Linked DNA regions of Homo sapiens: region 1 is linked to region 2. A link is a loop called in an ENCODE intact Hi-C map of the cell type or tissue named here. Cell type or tissue: gastrocnemius medialis. All regions are shown on one strand.

What was found. A loop is a pair of places that touch in the nucleus more often than their neighbours do. Peaks named below come from ENCODE experiments on the same cell type or tissue, not always from the same donor. Only the 100,000 strongest peaks of a DNase experiment are listed, where the experiment ranks them.
Region 1: it touches region 2 in a loop (3.0-fold over the local background); 27 of 110 quality-filtered maps call a loop at or near these places.

What each region holds. Positions count from the first base shown.
Region 1 is chr9:133,040,026-133,042,525 of GRCh38, reverse strand. It overlaps GTF3C5 (general transcription factor IIIC subunit 5), which reads right to left. Exons shown (of 11, transcript NM_012087.4): 2 at 220-439. Among named protein-coding and RNA genes, the nearest start is that of GTF3C5, 10 kb to the right of the region's middle. In gastrocnemius medialis, a CTCF peak has its summit at 1,460 (motif pointing left); a DNase peak (open chromatin) is centred at 1,425; H3K27ac peaks cover 763 bases.
Region 2 is chr9:133,102,329-133,104,828 of GRCh38, reverse strand. It overlaps RALGDS (ral guanine nucleotide dissociation stimulator), which reads left to right. Exons shown (of 18, transcript NM_006266.4): 10 at 498-566; 11 at 996-1,082; 12 at 1,567-1,599; 13 at 1,929-2,050; 14 at 2,258-2,353. Among named protein-coding and RNA genes, the nearest start is that of RALGDS, 18 kb to the left of the region's middle. RefSeq lists an enhancer at 2,428-2,500. In gastrocnemius medialis, CTCF peaks have their summits at 1,265 and 1,475 (motif pointing left); DNase peaks (open chromatin) are centred at 458, 1,088 and 1,418; H3K27ac peaks cover 1,528 bases.

The sequences.
Region 1 (2,500 bases), 62 kb after region 2:
GAAGATTGGGCAGCAATGAACCTGCAGTCTCTGGGGAACTGTTGGCTGGAGGGAAGAAAGGCTGCCTCCTGGATGGGGCCTGTGCCCTGCTGTGTCCCCACAGCCCCTGGGCATATCCTGGCCCCCTCCACTGGTGCAGATGACCCACACAGCTCCTGCAGGCAGCTAGGATGGCCAGCCCTGAAATAACCAGACATTGCAAGAGCAGATTTCAGTTACCCTGAAATTTGTAAATGGTGGAGATGATGCCAAGGATCTCCATGTCAAATGTGACCTCGGAGTGGGCCTCAGTGCCCAGCACCCCTTTCTGCCGCCTCGTTCTCTTCCTGATGCGGAGCAGCAGGCTGCTGGTACTGAAGCGGTTGGCGCACACTGGGTGGCAGTATGGGTCCTTGGGCCGGAAGTACAGCTCCAGCCTCTTGGTGGGGTCTGCGTAGATCTGTGGCAAGGCCAAAGGAGACAGAGTGAAGCAATGACAAGCCAAGCAGCCAGTGGGGAGCTGCTCCTCTCTCAATAAAAGCCTGACGGTGATCCAGGAAAGGCCAGGAGGCTCATGTTTCATTCTGGGCCCTTAATTCCCAAAAGGCCCATTTTTTAAACCCATGTATCTTAGTTTTTATCTGGTGGAAAAAATGAGAATCGTCTCCTTCCTTCTAAGTAAATGCCATCATCCATCAAGTGCCTGCTCGGTGTGGGGCATTAGTTGGTCCTTCTGGCAACACTTGAGGGGAGATACTATCACCCTTATCTTTGTAGGGACCAGCCCCACAGGGTCGGTGGGTTTTTCTCCCTGTGTGTGGAGACGAGACTGCAGAAATAAAGACACAAGACAAAGACATAAAAGAAAAGACAGCTGGGCCCGGGGGACCACTACCACCAAAATGCGGGGACCGGTAGTGGCCCCAAATGTCTGGCTGCACTGTTATTTACTGGATACAAAGCAAAAGGGGCAGGGTAAAGAGTGTGAGTCATCTCCAATGATAGGTAAGGTCACGTGGGTTATGTGTCCACTGGACAGGGGGCCCTTACCTGCCTGGCAGCCGAGGCAGACAGAGAGGGAGAGAGAGAGACAGCTTATGCCATTACTTCTGCATATCAGAGACTTTTAGTACTTTCACTAATTTACTACTGCTATCTAAAAGGCAGAGCCAGGCGTACAGGACGGAACATGAAGGTGGACTAGGAGCGTGACCACTGAAGCACAGCATCACAGGGAGACAGTCCCCCGGATAACTGCGGGCAGGTCTGACTGATGTCAGGCCCTCCACAAGAGGTGGAGGAGTAGAGTCTTCTCCAAACTCCCCCAGGGAAAGGGAGACTCCCTTTGCAGGTCTGCTAAGTAGCGGGTGTTTTTCCTTGACACTGATGCTACCGCTAGACCATGGTCCGCTTGGCAAGAGGCGTCTTCCCAGACACTGGCGTTACTGCTAGACCAAGGAGCCCTCTGGTGGCCCAGTCTGGGCATAACAGAAGGCTCGCACTCTTGTCTTCTGGTCACTTCTCACCATGTCCCCTCAGCTCCTATCTCTGTATGACCTGGTTTTTCTTAGGTTATGATTATAGAGCGAGGATTATTATAATATTGGAATAAAGAGTAATTCCTACAAACTAATGATTAATGATATTCATATATAATCATGTCTATGATCTAGATCTAGTATAACTTGTTGTTTTATGTATTTTATTATACTGGAACAGCTCATGCCCTCGGTCTCTTGCCTCAGCACCTGGGTGGCTTGCCACCCACAATCTTGGAGGTAACTCAGGCTTGGTGCGGGGTGGAGTGGCTTGTCTAGGGTTACCTACTCTAACAACTACCCACCATAAAGGGTCTTGGTATTTAGTCTCATATGCAAATGTTTCGAGGTCCAAATGAGATTAAATCAATCAGTAACAACCATTTGGGCTCTGACTTGCTGTTACCTCTAGCTTTCCAAGCACATGAAACTGAATACCAACACTCTTTTTGGTCCCTCTCCTTAAAAACCCCAAGAATAGCATCTATGTCATACGACTGTTATGATTAAATATCTATAAAGCACAGCTCCTGGTGCCTAACTCATGGTAGACATTCAATATGTGCCACGTACATATGAATGAATACTTGCCCAATGCTGGGTCACAACGAGCACTGGATGTGTGCATATGAAAGCACCAACAACGTGAACTGGGACAAGGTCACCTACGTGCTAGTGAGCTGGTTCCCAACACCCAGGACAGGGTCTGTCCCTTAGGAAGTGATCAGGAACTATCTCGGGAGAGAATGAAGAAGACTTGGTTCTCAGGAATCTCCTCCTCATAAAACACACACCTCTGAGTCCCGATGGGGCGGGAATGAACCCAAACGTAGGCCTGGCACAGGGGAGGTGCTCAAGAAACATGAGAAGAGTGAATGAGTAAGGAAGGTCCCTTCCCAAAGTGCTCACACTGTAATAATCCCTGAGGTTAGCGAGAGTAAGGATTCTGTCAAAGCCATAAATCAAGAGAATAATATAAAAGA
Region 2 (2,500 bases):
GTTTTTTTATTTGTTTAGAGAAGGAGTCTCGCTCTGTCTCCCAGGCTGGAGTGCAATGGCGTGATCTCGGCTCACTGCAATCCCCACCTCCTGGGTTCAAGGGATTCTCCTGCCTCAGCTTCCCAAGTAGCTGGGATTATAGGTGTGCACCACCAACCCAGGTAATTTTTGTATTTTTTAGTAGAGATGGGGTTTCACTGTGTTGGCCAGGCTGGTCTTAAACTCCTGACCTCAAGTGATCCACCTGCCTTGGCCTTCCAAAATGCTGGGATTACAGGCGTGAGCCACCGCACCATGCAGCAGGCGGAGTTCTCATCCGCACTTTCCAGAGGGGGAGGCAGGCTCAGGAAGGCCAGGCCACCGGCCCAGGACCCCACACTAGTGAGTATTGATACAGGGTCAGCCCTGGAACCCGACCACACTGGCAGCACCCCAGGTCAGGGTGCCTGAGGGCTGAGGGGATAGGGCCTTGCTGACCCTGTCCTCTACCCTGGCAGGAGGGCACCTCCAAGTTTGCCACCCTGGAGATGAACCCCAAGAGAGCCCAGAAACGGCCGAAGGAGACGGTGAGAGTGCCCAAGGCCGCGGAGGGGCAGGGGGCTGGCCTGGGGGTAGGGAGGAGGGCCCTTTCCTCTCTAGCCACGGTGCCTATGGGCCCCATTAGAGGTAGCCTCCTCTGGACCCTAGCAGAGCCACACCTGGATCAGCTGGTATCTGGGAAGACCAGCTGCAGCCACGAAAGGACAGGCCTGGCAGAGCCGGCTCAGGCGGGTGTGGGGCTGGGGAGGGCCAGGGGCCACACGACTTGGGAACCTGGCATTTCCCAGATGCCAGCCAGGGAGATGGCTAGAGGGAGTCTGGGGTCCAGGGAGACAGTGGGCCCCAGGAGGCCCCCAGAGGTCCCCCAGCTGTTCCAAGTGAGACCAGTTGGGGCTGGGGGCTGAGAAAGCCTTCAGGGGAGGGGCCTTGCTCATCCTCCTACCCCAATGTCACAGGGCATCATCCAGGGCACCGTTCCCTACCTGGGCACGTTCCTCACCGACCTGGTGATGCTGGACACTGCCATGAAGGACTATCTGTATGTGAGTGTGCCGGGCGGGGCTGGAGTAGGGCCCGGGAGGAGAGACCTTCCCTGAGCCCTGGGGGCTGGGCTGCCACACCTGTCCCAGCAATGAGTAAACAGCTCAGTGCCCTGCTGGTGACACCCCAGGGCTGCCCAAACACAGAGCTGCAGCAGGGTTTGGCTGAGTGGGACACAGCCCATCCCTCAGGCAGTGACCCTGAGCACAGAGGGAAGCCAGGCCCTCAGCGGTCAGGCGGCACGTGGTGGCTGAGCAGGGCCTTCTCACCCAAGGCCTCAGTCCATTGTCCTCCGAGAGTGCTGGACAAGAAGTCCCCAAGCCTCTGCCCGCATGTCCCCTTGCCCTGGTGCCCAGCACCGGCTTCAATCCAGGGGTGTGCGTGCCCTGCCCCCTGGTGGGCACTCTTGATAGTGCAGCATGAGGTGGGGAGACTGTAATGGTCAAGGGGTCACTTTCTGACGGCCATTGGGTGTCCACCTTCCAGGGCAGACTCATCAACTTTGAGAAGAGGAGGAAGGTAAGCAGCTGCAGGCAGCCCTGACTTGGGGAGGGGTGGAAAACAGACCCACCAGGGTAGGACATTTCAACTCCTACCCTCTCCTTAGATTCATGGGACATGGGACATTTGGACACAGAGAGAAGGGGGTCCCCTCCCACTGGAGGGTGAGGGTAGGAGGTTATAATCCAGGACCACCTCCTGGGGAGTGGCTGAGCCCAACTTTGAGAACAGGAAGGCCTGGATGGGAGTAGAGGGGAGGAAGGGACCCCAAGAACAAAGACCCAGAGACTGGCCCCTGTGCTGCCCGGGGGGCCTTGTCACCGCCCTGTGCTTCCCTCTGGCCCCAGGAGTTCGAGGTGATCGCCCAGATCAAGCTGCTGCAGTCGGCCTGCAACAACTACAGCATCGCGCCAGATGAGCAATTTGGGGCCTGGTTCCGGGCCGTGGAGCGGCTCAGCGAGACTGAGAGGTGAGGCCGGGGCAGCAAATGGGGACAGTGGGGGCAGGCTGTCCTAGGGGGCCAGCTCCAGAGGGCCAGCAGCTATGACCCATGGTCAGCCTCAGCCCCTGTTGCCTGAGGATGGCCGGGGCACCCCGACTCCAGCTTCTGGGCAGGTGCTGGGGGAAGGCCGGAGCATGGCCCCTGGTTGTCACACCACTGCCCCTCTGCTCATAGCTACAACCTGTCGTGCGAGCTGGAGCCCCCATCCGAGTCAGCCAGCAACACCCTCAGGACCAAGAAGAACACAGCCATTGTCAAGCGCTGGAGCGAGTAAGGGCCTGGCCAAGGGTGGTAGGGGCAGCTGCCTTGGGGCTCAGAAGCTTCAGGGCTGAGCCTGGGCTCAGGGAGTCAGGGAGGCTGGCCCTGGAATCCTACCCTGCTGCTGACTGGCCCTGAGACTGGGATGAGTCCCCTCAC